2 separate regions of the Homo sapiens genome follow, and region 1 is linked to region 2. Evidence: chromatin loops called from intact Hi-C (ENCODE). Cell type or tissue: heart right ventricle. All regions are shown on one strand.

Region 1 (8,000 bases), 450 kb after region 2:
TGACCTCAGGTGATCCACCTGCCTTGGCCTCACGACGTGCTGGGATTATAGGCGTGAGCCACTGCGCAGGGCAAGAGCTCTTATCTTATAGGCTCTTTAGAAGATTAAATGGGTTAATATTTGTAAAGGGCTCATAGTAAATGCTAGTTGTTATTCTCATCACAATTTACCTGGATTATTAGGCTGATGAGTGCAATGCAGTTGAACTGAAGTTTTACAAGGGCAGAAAGCAGGCCTGTCTTGTTGACCGATGTGTCATCAGGGCCTAGCACATAGTAGAACCTCAGTGAGCAATTTTGGAATGAATGAAGTATTTCCTTTTTACCTGCCAATATCCCCAAATGTAACAAAAACCATGACTACCATTTGCTGAGAATCTACCCTGGAGCAGGCCCCCTAGTGGGCATATTACACGGATCATCTCCTCGCATCCTCAAAACAACGCTGAGACAGGTGGCATCGTTCCATTTCACAGATAAGGAAACCGCAGGTCAGAGTGGCCCCGCAGCCTGTGAAGGGAAAAGCCAGAATTTTCGCCACGTCCACTGGGATTCCCAAATCCAAATGTTCAGCTACTTTCTGCCACCAGTGTTTCCTTCAACCTGCGATCCGCTCTCATGGATGTCACAGCCAATCACGTAGACCCCGAGAGCCCTCATGTTTGTATTTCTTTGCTTCTACCATATGTTCCCCCTGCTTCTTACTGAAGAATAGAAGCAGTTCAATGCCTCAGTTTCCCTACTCATAAAAGGAGGAAAACAACAGTGGTGTTCTCAGAATGGCCTTGAGGACGGCACAGGTGAATCACGCCTCAAACAGAGAGAGCCTCTGCAAATGGAATAGCCTCTCTACCACTTGCCTATGAATCCCCCCACCACCTTGACCCTCGGGCACACATCTTTAGATTTGCTGACCACCTTCTGAGCTGGGTCTCGCTCCTCTGCCCATTAGCTTTCTTTGCCCAAGCTGATTTATCTGTCATTTCTCCCCCTCCAGCCTCTATCACTGTGCGTACACACACACACACACACACACACACACACACACACACACCCCTCTTTCTCTCTCTTCTTGCAGCCTCTTCAGCCACTAAAATTAGCTCCATCTCTAGTCCACATCCCCAGCACGCCTGTCCTGGTTTCTCTGGGCTCCCAGCCACTTGCGATATTGTGTCTCAGATGCCACACGCTGCCTGCCTGATGTCACAGCCGCTTCCTAAAACAAGAGGTATTTTGAGATCTTGGAGGGGGTGGGAGCGGGGGGAAGGGAGGGATTTCACACATCTTCCTCCCGGGGTGTTTTTAAAAAACGCTGACACGAGAGATGTGTGCCCCCCTCACTGTGCCCCTCACTCCTATTTTTAGTTTCAAAGCGTCCAAAAAAAAAAAAAAAAAAAAGCTTCAGAGCCAATGAGACCTCTAAGGGCCCCAGTGGGTCAAATCTTGATTTAAAAAAAATTCCACTTCTGGGTCTATATCCAAAAGAATTGAAAGCAGGGACTCAGCTATTTGTACACACAGGTTTACAGCAGCATTATTTACAATAGCCAAAAGGTGGAAGCCAAGTGCCCATCTGGATGAACAGATAAGCAAAGTGTGGTCCATCCACACAATGGAATACGATTCGGCCTGGAAAAGAAGGAAATTCTGACTCATGCTACAATATGGATGAGACTGGAGGACATTATGCTCCACGAAACAAACCAGTCACAAAAAGACAAATACTGTATGATTCTACTCACAGGGGGGACCCAAAGTAGCCAAATTCACAGAGATAGAAACTAGAACGGCGGGTGCCAGGGGCTGGGGGAGTGGGGAGTGTGGAGTAGGGTGGGGGGAGTGGGGAGGGGGGAAGGGGGAGTCGGGGAGAGGGGAAGGGGGAGCGGGGAGTGAGAGTTTCCTGGGGGCAGAGCTTCAGTTTTGCAAGATGCAAAAGTTCTGGAGATGGATGGCGGTCCTGGTTGCACAACAATATGAATGTACTTAACGCCGCTCAACTAAACACTTAAAAAATGGTACATTTTATGTTATGCATATGTTACCACAATGAAATATATATATATATTTTTTGAGACAGAGTTTCGCTCTTGTGGCCCAGGCTGGATTGCAATGGCATGATCTCAGCTCACTGCAACCTCCACCTCCCGGGTTCAAGCGATTCTCCTGCCTCAGCCTCTCGAGTAGCTAGGACTACAGGCGTGCAATGCCACGCCCAGCTAATTTTTGTATTTTTAGTAGAGACAGGGTTTCATCATGTTGGCCAGGCTGGTCTCAAACTCCTGAACTCAGGTATCTGCCCGCCTCGGCCTCCCCAAGTGCTGGGATTACAGGCGTGAGCCACCATTAGAACAATGAGACAAGCAGGTCAGGAGGAGATAGCACATGGACAGGGGGTGAGGATGTTACCACCTAGTCATGGCAGGGGCTTGATGCCCCTGGAAGATTTTACTGGCACAATTCATATTACAAATTATTTAGTGAATACTTACTATGTGCCAGGCTGTGTTCTAGGCTCTGGGGGAATAGCAGTGAACAAAACAGACAGAAGTCCCTGCCCTCATGGAGCTGGCATTCTAGTGGGGGCAGGGGATTGGCAATAACCAATAAACAAGTAAATATAGCTTGGCAGATGCTCTTCAGGGGTGTAGAGGGAAATTAAGCCTAGAGGCGGGGAGTGGGGTGGCACAGTGCAGGTGAGGCAGTTACATGTTAGAAGGACACTTGAGCAAAGACCCAAAGGAAGTGAGGGGGGAGCCAAGCAGATATCTGGGGGAAGAGTGTTCCAGGCAGAGGGAACAGCCTGTGCAAAGGCCCTGAGGCTGGGGAGTGCTTGGTGTGTAAGGGACAGCAGGGAACTTGTGTAGCTGAAGCCGAGTGAGTGGAGAGGAGAGTGGGAATAGAGGGGGATGGGGGATCACAGGGGCAGAGTTTGTGGGTCCCTGTGAGGAGAATTTGGGCTTTTTCTCCAAGTGAGGTTGTGAGCAAAGAGGAGCCAGGTCCTGACTCAGTGGCTCACAGGTGCCCTCTGGCTGCTGTGTGGGGAACAGTCCTGGGGGTGGGGCAAGGACTGAAGTTAAGAGACCAGATTGGGGTGGAGGGGCAACTGGTTTAGTCCAGGCCAGCAAAGATGGGGGCTGGACCGGGGTGGGGCTGTGAAGGTGGTGAGAGGTGGGTGGTGGATTCTGGGTAGATTCTGAAGGTAGAGCCAATAAGATGTGCTAACAGATTGGATGCAGGGGGTGGAGAAAAAGAGGCATAGAGGCATAGAGGAAGATCTGGAGGTCTGAGGCCAGAGCACTGCAGGGGGTTAAAGCCGCCTTTACCTAAACAGAAAATAGGGCAGGAGGAGCAGGTTTGGGTGACGGTGGTCTTTTGGAGGAGCTGTAATCCCTCTAACACCTCAGAGTCAGCTGCACACCCATGTTCATGACAGCACTCTTCACAATAGCCAAGATGCAGGTACAACCCAAATGTCCATCAGTAAAGGAATGGATGAAGAAAATATGGCGTGTATATGTACACAATGAAGTACTATTCAGTCTTTAAAAAGGAGCAAATTCCATCTTTTGCGACAACGTGCATGAACCTGGAGGACATTATACTAAGATGAAACAAGCCAGACACAGAAACGCAAATAGTACACAATCTCGCTTATATGTGAGCTCTAAAAAATTTGAGGCCGGGCGTGGTGGCCCATAATCCCATCACTTTGGAAGCCCGAGGCAGGCAGATCACGAGATCAAGAGATTGACACCATCCTGGCCAACATGGTGAAACCCTGTCCCTACTAAAAATACAAAAATTAGCTGGGCGTGGTGGTGCACACCTCTAGTCCCAGCTACTCAGGAGGCTGAGGCAGGAGAATCGCTTGAACCCGGGAGGCTGAGGTTGCAGTGGGCTGAGATCATGCCACTGCACTCCAGCCTAGCAAGAGAGTGAGACTCCGTCTCAAAAAAAAAAAAAAAAAAAAAAATTTTAGGCCAGGTGCAGTGGCTCAACGCTTGTAATCTCAGCACTTTGGGAGGCCGAGGTGGGTGGATCACTGGAGGTCAGGAGTTCCAGACCAGCCTAGCCAACATGGTGAAACCCCGTCTCTACTAAAAATACAAAAATTAGCCGGGCCTGGTGGCAAGCACCTGTAACCCCAGCTACTCGGGAGGCTGAGGCTGGAGAATCGCTTGAACCCAGGAGGCGGAGGTTGCAGTGAGCCAAGATGGCACCATTGCACTCCAGACTGGGTGACAGAGCGAGACTCCATCTCAAAAATAAATAAATAAATAAATAAATAAATAAATAAAAATTAAAAATTTCAAAAAATAAAAAATTTGAACCCATGGAAGCAGAGAGAATGGTGGTTACCAGGGGCTGGTGGTGGAGGGATTGGGGAGATATTAGGCAAAGGATACAAAGTTTCAGTCAGACAGGAGGAATACGTTTTAGAGATCTTTTGCACAGCATGGTGACCACAATTAATGATAACGTATTGTAGTGTATGTTTCAACGTACTATACAACATAATGTAATATACAACATAAGGTATTGTATATTTCAAAATTGCTAAAAGAGTAGATTTTAAGCGTTCTCACCACAAAAAATAAGTATGCGATGTAGTGGATATGTTAATTGGCTTGATTTAATCATTCAAAAATGTAAACATATATCAGAACATCCCATTGTACTCCATGAATATATATAATTAATTTTTCAGTTAGAAAAAAAGTCAGGCTGGGTGCAGTGGCTCATGTCTGTAATCCTAGCACTTTGGGAGGCTGAGGCAGGAAGACTTTTTGAGGCCAGGAGTTTGAGACCAGCTTGGGCAACATAGCAAGACCCCGCCTTTATAAAAAAACTTAAAAATTAGCCAGGCATCTGGCTCATGCCTGTAATCCCAGCGCTTTGGGAGGCTGAGGTGGGCGGATCACGAAGTCAGGAGATGGAGACCATCCTGGCTAACACGGTGAAACCCCGTCTCTACTAAAAATACAAAAAATTAGCCAGGCGAGGTAGCAGGCACCTGTAATCCCAGCTACTCGAGAGGCTGAGGCAGGAGAATGGCATGAACCTGGGAGATGGGGCTTGCAGTGAGCCGAGATTGCGCCACTGCACTCCAGCCTGGGCTACAGTGCGAGACTCTGTCTCAAAAAAAAAAAAAAAAAAATTACCCAGGCATCATGGCGTGTGCCCATAGTCCTAGCTACTCAGGAGGCTGACGTGGGAGGATTGCTTGAGCCTGGGAGGTCAAGGCTGCAATAAGCCATGATCACACCACTGCACTCCAGCCTCGGCAACAAAGCAAGACGCTGTCTCAAAAAAAAAAAAAAAAAAAAAAAGTCAGCTGAAGAAGATGGACCCCCAGGGACATGGAAACTGGTTTGCACCCAGAGCCTTGGATCAGGGCCTGCATTGTGGGGAAGTGACCTTGGTCTGGCTGGTAGGCGGGGGATGCAGGTCAGATTATTGACCTGGGCTTTGGTGTCTCATCTGCTAATAAGGGATGCAAAAAGCCCCAACCTCAGAATCTCTGGGAGGCACCAATGGGAGAATTCTTGCAAAGGGCTCAGACAGCCCTTCCCTGCATAGCACCCAGCAGAACAAGAGCAAGTATAAGTATTAGCAATGGAATGGTTGCAGTGTGTCTAGCTAACCTCTCCTGGGCAACACTGCATCATCCAGTGGCCATCCCCTGGGAACTAAGTCAAGCAGCAAACGTCTGGAAACAGGGTCTTTACTTTCCAGAATCAGATAATCACAGAATCAGCAACCTCTACTCCATGTATTGAGTGTGGCAGTTAAGAGCTTCGACACTGAAGTCAAGCTTCCTCATTTAAACCCCAATTCCACCACTTCCTAGCCGTGTGGCTTGGGGCAAGTCCTCTAGCTTTTCTGAACGTCAGTTTTCTCATCTGTAAAATGGGGAGATTGAGAGTGAATGAAATAATCCCTGCAAAGCCCTAAGGGCACAGCCTGGCCACACACATGTTATATCTGTGTTCACTATTGTTGTTGTTATTATTATTTTTAGAGATAAGTTTTCGCCCTGTCACCCAGGGTGCAGTGCAGTGGCGTGATCATAGCTCACTGCAGCCTCGACCTCCTGGGTTCAAGTGATCCTCCTGTCTCGGCCTCCTGAATAGCTGGGACTACAGGCTACTGTTATTACTGATACCTTCATTTGTCCTGTGAAATAGGTACAATGAGCCCCTGAGATATTAGGTTGGTGCAAAAGTAATTGTGGTTTTTGCCATTACTTTTAATGTACTTTGGATCTGTGTCTGTCCGCAACCAAATCTTATGGCGAATTGTAATCCCCAATGTTGGAGGTGGGGCCTGGTGGAAGGTAATTGGATCATGGGGGCAGATTTCCGCCTTGGTGCTATTCTCGAGATCGTGAGTGAGTTCTTGTGAGATTGGACATTTAAAGGTGTGTAGCATCTCCCCACTCTCTCTCTTCCTCCTGTTCTGGCCATGTGAGGACACCTGCTCCAGCTTTACCTTCTGCCATGATTGTAAGTTTCCTGAGGCCTTCCCAGAAGCTGAGCAGATGCTGCCATGCTTTCTGTAGAGCCTGCAGAATCGTGAGTCAATTAAACCTCTTTTCTTTATAAATTACCCCAGTCTCAGGGTTTTTATTTATTTATTATTATTATTATTATTTTTACAAGGTCTCACTCTGTCGCCCAGGCTGGAGTGCAGTGGCATAATCATTGCTCACTGCAGCCTTGACCTCCCAGGCTTAAGCAATCCTCCCACCTCACCCTCCTGAGTAGCTGGGACCACAGGCGCGTGCCACCACACCTGGCTAATTTTTGTACTTTTAGTAGAGACAGGATTTCACTGTGTTGCCCAGGCTGGTCTGGAACTCCTGGGCTCAAGCAATCTTCCCACCTTGGCCTCCCAAAGTACTGGGATTATGGGTGTGAGCCACTGTGCCCAGCCAGGCATTTTTTTTTTTAATTTTTTAAAAATAATTTGTTTTTTGAGATGGAGTCTCACTCTGTCTCCCAGGCTGGAGTGCAGTGGCGCAATCTTGGCTCACTGCAACCTCTGCCTCCTGGGTTCAAGCAATTCTCCTGCCTCAGCCTCCTGGGTAGCTGGAATTACAGGTGCATATCACCATGCCTGGCTAATTTTTTTTTTTTTTTAGAAGAGATGGGGTCTTGCTATATTGCCCAAGCTGGTCTCACACTCCCAATCTGCCCAACTCAGCCTCCCAAAGTGCTGGGATTACAAGCATAAGCCATCACGCCCAGCCCCAGCCAAGCATCTCGTTATAGCAATGTGAGAACGGGCTAATACAGGCCCCAATTTTCAGATGGGGAAACTGAGGCTCAGAGAGACAACAGTCTTGCCAGAGGTCAGCAGAGCAGCAGAGGTGAGCAGGAAGGGTGCTCTGCCAGCCTGTCCTCATTTTCCCAGATGTACACTGGGGACAATGACGGCACCTACCAAGAAAGATGTGCCTGGAGGATTAAATGAGATAATTTACTCAAGATATTGAGAATAGCACTAGGTACAAATTGTGGATGAATGTTGGTGTTTATCATAACTCCCTCGGGTCACTCGGCTGGGCACTGGAGAAGCCCATGACTGTCTGACTGCAGGGTCCAGCTCCTTATTACAGAGCTTTGCTGCTGAACCTACAATTTAAAAACACACAAGGCTTTACTTGTTTTTGTTTTGTTTTGTTTTAAGATGGAGTCTCACTCTGTCATCCAGGCTGGAGTGCAGTGGCGCAGACTCAGCTCACTGCAACCTCCACCTCCCCAGTTCAGGTGATTCTCATGCCTCAGCCTCCCGAGTAGCTGAGATTACAGGGATGCACCACCAAACCCAGCTAATTTTTGTATTTTTAGTAGAGATGGGATTTCATGATGTTGGCTACGCTGGTCTTGAACTCCTGACCTCAAGTGATTCACCAGCCTCGGCCTCCTAAAGTGTTGGGATTACAGGTGTGAGCCACCGTGCCTGGCCTGCCTTTGCCTGTTTCTTCAGAAAGGACAA
Region 2 (8,000 bases):
CTACATCCCTGGCTCGGACCCCACCCCACTAGTCCTGTGCAACAGCTGTATGCCTGCTCGCAAGCGTTGGGCACCCGTGGTCCTGTGGTGTCTCACTGGCAGCTCAGCCTCCCGTCGACGGGTGAAGATATCCACCATGCTGATCGAGGGGTGTCACTGCAGCCCAAAAGCATGAACTGAGCATCGTGGATGGGTGCACGGAGACACGCACCTTGGAGAAATGAGGGGAGATGGACCAAGAAAGACGTGGACCTGGATGATGTACTCTGGGTCAAGAGACCAGGGATGCAGGGTTAGGCAGACAGGTCCCCAGAGTCCTCACCCTGCTCCCCAGACAGTAGACACAGTGCCCGTCCTGGAGTTGCACCACTGATAGTCACAGCACACAATGATTGACAACTCACTTTTTTTTTTTTTTTTTGAGATGGAGTCTCGCTCTGTCGCCCAGGCTGGAGTGCAGTGGCGCAATCTCAGCTCACTGCAAGCTCCACCTCCCGGGTTTATGCCATTCTCCTGTCTCAGCCTCCCGAGTAGCTGGGACTACAGGCACCCGCCAACACGCCCGGCTAATTTTTTGTATTTTTAGTAAAGACAGGGTTTCACCGTGTTAGCCAGGATGGTCTCTATCTCCTGACCTCGTGATCTGCCTGCCTTGGCCTTATTATTTTTTTTTTTTAAGGACAGAGTCTCTCTCTGTCACCCAGGCTGGAGTGCAATGGCGCGATCTTGGCTCACTGTAACTTCCACTTGCCAGGCTCAAGCAGTTCTCCTGCCTCAGCCTCCTGAGTAGCTGGGACTACAGGCACCCGCCACCATGCCCAGCTAATTTTTGTATTTTTAGTAGAGACAGAGTTTCACCATATTAGCCTGGCTGGTCTCAAACTCCTGGCCTCAGGTGATCTGCCCACCTCGGCCTCCCAAAGTGCTGGGATCAAATCCACTGTTAATCATTAGGCTGAACTGTCTCTTATAGAATGAGGTCAAAGACACTCCCAGTTGCAGGGAGGGTAGATGGCCCCACCCAGACCGAGAGACACAGTGATGACCTCAGCCTAGGGACACCAAAAAAGAAAAAAAAAAAAACCCAAACCAAAAACGCAAACCAAAGCAGGCAGGCAGACAGCTGCTGGGGGAAATCCTGGGGTCCTTGAGACAGAGGCAGGACCCTCGTGTTCCCAGCTGCCTCTTGCCTTGATAGTGGTGCTGTGTCCCTCTCAGACCCCCCACCTGAGTCTCCACAGAGCCCCACGCCTGGCATGGCATTCCACAGAAACCATAAAGGTTGGCTGAGTCCAGCTGTCTATATGTGCATCTGTTTGTTCCTCCAACTGGGGTTCCCTGGGAGTGGGTGGCCCCATGACAGGGTGTGGGCATCTGAGTGCTCCCTCCCCAGCTGGGGCTCAGGGTCTTCAGCGGGCGAGGGCGGCCTGGCTTTGGGCGGCTGGAACCAGGGCCCTGGCAGATGGGCCTGTCTGGCACAGACGCAGGGACATGTGGCGTTGTCAGTGTTGCCTCCAAATGCCCCCCGGAGCGTGGGGCGGGGAGCCGGCCAGGCCCTTCTCAGCCCTCTTCCTGCCTCAGGAAGGAAGGCCTCAGGTGAGGGGAGCAGGAGGGGACCCGAGGAAACAGATGGGCCAGTGGGGCGTGGGAGCCTGAGACCCCTGACCTCACAGGCCTCACAGAGAGATGGGAACGGGACAGGCAGGCAGCTCCCAAGGCCCCTTGCTCGAAGGGCCCTGGAGGGGAGGGTCATGAAGGGCTCTGGGGGGGCTGCCCCATCCCTGTTCCCTCCAGAGTTCTGTGCCAAACCCCAGGCAGTGTCCGAGTGGGCAGCTCAGCCCTGGCACCATGGGCAAGCCCCCCTCTGGTGGGCATGAGGCATTTGCCTTCCCTCCCTCTGCTGTGCCCACCTCCTGCCAGCCAGGGGAGCCAGCTGGGAACCTTGGTGCCAGGGGAGCCCCCAGAGTCCCTGTCCCCTCCCGGGCAGTGCCAGCCGGCCCCTGCCCCGCCCCCCCAGGCCCAGTAATGGGTGGGTAATGAGTGCTGGGGGAGCGGGGGAGGGGCAGGGGATGCAGGTGCCACAGGCGCTGGCACGGGGGCCGCTAATCAGGTTTGCCAACGCCATCTGTCACCGCACGAGCATCTGGGGCTCAAGGTGACCCTGTCACCCTCAGTTACAATTATGAGTTTGGCATCTGTATTAAAGCCCGCCAGCCGGCCAGGCGGGGGACGGCTGGGGTGGGCACGGGGTTGCACGGTGAACCCCATCCCTGGGGTACCCTTCCCAGGGGCTGCGTGGCTGCCAGGCGTGGAGCTTCTTAGGGGACTATGTCTGTGTGTGTATGTGTGTGTGTGTGCACACCCATCCCAGTCTCCACAATTCTTAAAGTGTGTCCGGGTGCAGGGCTGGAAATCATAGGTTTGTGTGTGTCTCCATGGTGGCTGTGTGTCTAGGAGTTTGGTGGGCTGGCTGGGGGCGGAGCTCTGAGATTTTGTGGGTGCACAGATGTTCGTGCATCTGCATGCTGGGACAAGAACGTATGGAGGAGGGTGTCTCTTTGGATGATGGTGTGTCTTTTTCTTTTATTAGTAGTATTAATTATTATTCTTATTTGAGTCAGGGTCTCGCCCTGTCACCCAGGCTGGAGTGATCATGGCCCGATCCCTGCAGCCTCAAACTCCTGGGCTCAAGTGATCCTCCCTCCTCAGCCTCCCGAGTAGCTGGGGCTACAGGCTCATGACACCACGCCCAGCTAATTTTGTTTATTTTTTTGTAGAGACAGGGTCTCACTGTGTTGCCCAGGCTGGTCTCGAACTCCTGGGCTCAAGCCATCCTTCTGGTTTGGCCTTCCAAAGTGCTGGGATTATAGGCGTGAGCCACCACACCCAACCTGATGGGGTGTGTGTGTGTGTGTGTGTGTGTGTGTAAATGCACAGGGGTAGGTTGGGAGGGGTATCAGCTTTGGGAGAGGCCATGTGCAGTACTGCTGAGCTCCTCAGCTATCCCTTTGTTTCTATCTTCGCCAACTCCTGCTACGTGGCTGTGATCTGGAGGGCTCTGAGGACGGCTTAAGAATCTGGATTTTGGCTGGGTGAGGAGTCTCACGCCTGTAATCCCAGCACTTTGGGAGGCCAAGGCAGGTGGATTCATTGAGCTCACAAGTTCGCAACCAGCCTGGCCAAAATGGCAGAACTATGTCTCCACAAAAATATATTAAAAATTAGCTGGGCGCCGGGCGTGGTGACTCATGCCTGTAATCTCAGTACTTTGGGAGGCTGAGGCGGGTGGATGACCTGAGATCAGGTGTTCAAGACCAGCCTGGCCAACATGGCGAAACCCCGTCTCTACTAAAAATATAAAAATTAGCCAGGCGTGGTGGCGCGTGCCTGTAATCCCAGCTACTTGGGAGGCTGAGACAGGAGAATCGCTTGAACCCAGGAGGCGGAGGTTGCAGTGAGCCAAGATGGCGACACTGCACTCCAGGCTGGGCGACAAAGCAAGACTCCATCTCAAAAAAAAAAAAAAAAAAAATTAGCTGGGCATGGTGGTGTGTACCTGGAACCCCAGCTACTCAGGAGGCTGAGGTGGGAGAATGGCTTGAGCCTGGGAGGCAGAGGTTGCAGTGAGCCAAGGTTGTGCCACTGCTTTCCAGCCTGGGTGATAGAGCCAGACCTTGTCTCAAAAAAAAAAAAAAAAAAGAAAGAAAGCTCTCAATTTTGTAAGGTAGCCTTTGGATTCTAAATTCTTGGAGCTAGATTCTGGGTCTGGTGGATTCTAGTTTTGAGCAATAGGATCTAGATTTTTGGAATCTGAATCCCGGAGTATGGTTTCAGTGGCACCATCATAGTTCACTGCAACCTCAGACATGTGCCACTACACCCAGCTAATTTTTAAGTTTTTTGTAGAGATAAAGTCTTGCTATGTTGCCTATCGTGTCCCAAACTCCTGGCATCAAGTGATCCTCACGCCTTGGCCTCCCAAAATGCTGAGATTATAGCTGTGAGCCACCACGCCTGGCTGAGTTCGTGGATCTGGAGTATAGATCTTGGTATGATTGGAATCTTTTTTTTTTTTTTTTGAGATGGAGTCTCACTCTGTTGCCCAGGCTGGAGGGCAGTGGCGCAATCTCAGCTCACTGCAAGCTCCGCCTCCCAGGTTCAAGCGATTCTCCTGCCTCAGCCTCCTGAGTAGCTGGGATTACAGGTGCCCACTACCACACCCAGCTAATTTTTATATTTTTAGTAGAGACGGGGTTTCGCCATGTTGGTCAGGCTGGTCTCGAACCCCTGACCTCAAGTGATCTGCCTGCCTTGGCCTCCCAAAGTGCTGGGATTACAGGCATGAGCCACCGTGCCCAGCCCGGTATGATTGGACTCTAGATGCTGATCCTGGGTCCTGGGATCTGGATTACCGGCTCTTAGTTCTGTATCTGCGTTCCTGCTTCTGGACTTCAGTCTCTGGGCCTGTGTGCTCTGTGTCCTCTCTGTCCACAGCTCCAAGTTCAGCAACTGGGCGGCTGCCTGTCGTCCCTCCATGGATGGGTGCAGAGACCACCTATGGCCACCAGGGGACACCCTTGGTCTACATTTGGTCCAAGCTGCCCGACTGGAGGAGGAGTCTGGGACCACTGTGGCCCAGTTGGACTCAGCCCTTTCAGGAGGACCAGGGGCTGGACATCACTTTCCCCCACTTCCATCCCAGTCTCTGCTGGGACCTGAAATCTGTCAGCCCCCACTGACTCAAACGTGGAGAACTGGACTGAGCACCCCCACAGTGTTCTGAACAGTACCGTGGGACAAGGTGCCTGCCCAGTGAGTAGGTCAGACCCAGGGTTGAAGCCATGTGTGTCCATGAGGGTGACAATGAGTGTCTGAAAACGTGTCCAGGTGTGAAGGCGAGGGTGCACCATTCATCAGGAGTGGCCACATATGACAGCATTGCTAAGAAGTGTGAGCCTGGGAGGCGCGGTGGCTCAGGCCTGTTGTCCTGGCGCATAAGAAAGTGAGGCCCAAGGCCGGGCGGGCGGATCACGAAGTCAGGAGTTCGAGACCAGCCTGACCAACATAGTGAAACCCCGTCTCTACTAAAAATACAAAAATTAGCCTGTCGTGGTGGCGCGTGCCTGTAATCCCAGCTACTTGGGAGGCTGAGGTATGAGAATTGCTTGAACCCAGAAGGCGAAGGTTGCAGTGAGCTGAGATAGTGCCACTGCACTCCAGCCTGGGCAACAAGAGCAAGACTCCGTCTCAAAAAAAAAAAAAAAAAAAAAAAAGTGAGGCCAGGCGTTCAAGCCCTCATCTATGTAACAAAACAACAACAACGACAACAAAAATGTGAACCTGTGTGTTGGATGGTGTGTGGCCACCACTCACTGTATTCACATGTCTGATAAGGTCCTCATGAGACAGTGCACCTACACGGTTGTGTCTATAACTGGGAGATGTCACCAGGAGCCCTTGTATGAGTCCGTGTCCATGTCATATTCATGTGTCTGCGTCTATGATTGTGTCACTAGGAATCTATAGGTATCCATAGGTATGACTGGGACCATCTAGGGGAAGTGTCACTGGGTGACGGTGTCCTGGAGTGTCAGAAACAGTGTCCTGGCTGGGTGCAGGACCTGTAATCCCAGCACTTTGGGAGGCTGAGGCGGGCAGATCACCTAGGTCAGGAGTTCAAGACCAGCCTGGCCAACATGGTGTAACAGTGTCTCTACTAAAAATACAAAAATTAGCCAGGCATGGTGGTGTGTGCCTATAATCCCAGCTACTAGGGAGGCTGAGGTGGGAGAATCGCTTGAACCTGGGAGGCAGAGGTTGTAGTGAGCTGAGATCATGCGCCATTGCACTCCAGCCTGGGTGACAGAGCGAGACTCTGTCTCAAAAAAAAAAAAAAAAAGAAGCAGTGTCCCAGCACTTTGGGAGGCCAAGGTGGGAGGATCATTTGAGCCTAGGAGTTCAAGACCAGCCTGGGCAACATAGCAAGACCCTGTCTCTACAAAAAATTTAAAAAATTAGCGGAACATGGTGGCATGCACCTGTAGTCTCAGCTACTCAGGAGGCTGAGGTGGGAGGATCACTTGAGCCCAGGAGTTCAAGGCTGCAGTGAGCTATGATTGTGCCACTGCACTCCAGGCTGGGTACCAGAGCAAGACTTTGTTTCAAAAATAAATAAATATGGCTGGACATAGTGGCTCATGCCTGTAATTCCAGCACTTTGGGAGGCTGAGATGGGCAGATCACCTGAGGTCAGGAGTTCGAGACCAGCCTGGCCAACATGGCGAAATCTGGTCTCTACCAAAAATACAAAAATCAGCCAGATGTGGTGGCATGTGCCTGTAATCCCAGCTACTCGGGAGGCTGAGGCAGGAGAATGATGGAACCCAGGAGACAGAGGTTGCAGTGAGCTGAGATCGCACCACTGCACTCCAGCTTGGGCGACAGAGTGAGACTCCATCTCAAAATAAATAAATAAATAAAATAAAGAAGCAGTGTTCCTGAAGGCTGAGCCTCTGTGTCAACAGTGTCTTATCAGGGGCTGTGTGAAGGTGTGTAGGACAGAGGGTATGCTTTCTGAGAGTACCAAACCAGGGTGAGTGGAAGGGGCAGGTGGGACCAGAGACTCTCAGAGCAGGGAGCTGGGGTTGTTTCCAAGTTTCTCTCCTTCATTCCCTCACATCTGGGTATATCTCACCCTCCATCTTGCTATGTCTTTTTTTTTTTCCCTTGGGACAGGGTGTGGCTCTGTCACCCAGGCTAGAGTGCAGTGGTGCGATCATGTCTCACTGCAGCCTCAAACTCCTGGGCTCAAGTGATCCTCCCACCTTAGCCGTAGCTGGGACTACAGGTGCAGGACACCACGCTTGGCTAATTAAAAAAATTTCTTTTTTCTTTTTCTTTTTCTTTTTTTCTTTTCTTTTTTTTTTGAGACAGTGTCTCACTCTTGTTGCGCTGGCTGGAGTGCAATGGTGCAATCTCGGCTCACTACAACCTCCGACTCCCAGGTTCAAGCGATTCTCCTGCCTCAGCCTTCCAAGTAGCTGGGATTACAGGCGCATGCCACCACACCTGGCTAATTTTTTGTAGTTTTAGTAGATACGGCGTTTCGCCATGTTGGCCAGGCTGGTCTTGAACTCCTGACCTCAGGTGATCCACTCGCCTTGACCTCCCAAAGTGCTGGGATTACAGGCGTGAGCCATCGCGCCCAGCCCTTAACATGTTTTTTGTAGAGATGAGGTCTTACCATGTTGTCCAGGCTGGTCTCAAACTCCTAGGCTCAAGCATTCCACACACCTTGGCCTTTCAGAGTGCTGGGATTACAGGTGTGAGCCATCACACCCGGCCGCTATGTCTTTCTATGGCTGTGTGTCCTCTGACCTCTCAGCACTTCTGACTTTGTCTGGCTATCCCCATTCCCCTGATTTTTTTTTATTTTTTATTTTTATTTATTTATTTTTTTTGAGACAGGGTCTCACTCTGTCGCCCAGGCTGGAGTGCGATGGTGTGATCTCGGCTCACTGCAACTTCTGCCTCCCAGGCTCAAGAGATTCTCCTGCCTCAGCCTCCCGAGTAGCTGGGATTACAGGCGTCCACCACTACTGCCCGGCTAATTTTTCTATTTTTAGTAGAGACAGGTTTTCACCATGTTGGCCAGGCTACTCTTGAACTCCTGACCTCAAATGATCCACCCGCCTCGGCCTCCCAAAGTGCTGGGATAACAGGCGTCAGCCACCGCACCCAACCCCCCATCCCCTGATTTTTCCCATTGCTAAGCACAGCACACCAGGCAAGGAGGGTCCAGGGGTATTGGCTGACTGGTCCTGTCCCGTCTCTCACCCCAACCCTTCCTCTCCCATCTTGCTCCCGGGCTCTGCCTCTCCGTGGTCTTCTCCCTCCACCCGTCCTTCCTCATTGGTGTGTTTCTCTCCACCTTCCAGGTCTCTCCCGTTGTTTCTCCCTCTTGGATTCCCCATGTCTTTCCCTATCTCTGTCTCTGTCTT

Evidence for each region. A loop is a pair of places that touch in the nucleus more often than their neighbours do. Peaks named below come from ENCODE experiments on the same cell type or tissue, not always from the same donor. Only the 100,000 strongest peaks of a DNase experiment are listed, where the experiment ranks them.
Region 1: a loop joins it to region 2, with 10 times the contacts of the local background. A loop is called at or near these places in 8 of 110 quality-filtered maps.

Annotation. Positions count from the first base shown.
Region 1 is chr19:13,428,155-13,436,154 of GRCh38, forward strand. All of the region lies in intron 3 of CACNA1A (calcium voltage-gated channel subunit alpha1 A), which reads right to left. Among named protein-coding and RNA genes, the nearest start is that of CACNA1A, 74 kb to the right of the region's middle. In heart right ventricle, CTCF peaks have their summits at 396 (motif pointing left) and 3,030; DNase peaks (open chromatin) are centred at 1,167 and 3,027.
Region 2 is chr19:12,973,460-12,981,459 of GRCh38, forward strand. DAND5 (DAN domain BMP antagonist family member 5) reads left to right here. Exons shown (of 2, transcript NM_152654.3): 2 at 1-1,301. The coding sequence ends at 175. Among named protein-coding and RNA genes, the nearest start is that of DAND5, 7.9 kb to the left of the region's middle. RefSeq lists an enhancer at 973-1,479. In heart right ventricle, CTCF peaks have their summits at 4,553 (motif pointing right) and 4,753; a DNase peak (open chromatin) is centred at 4,562; H3K27ac peaks cover 622 bases.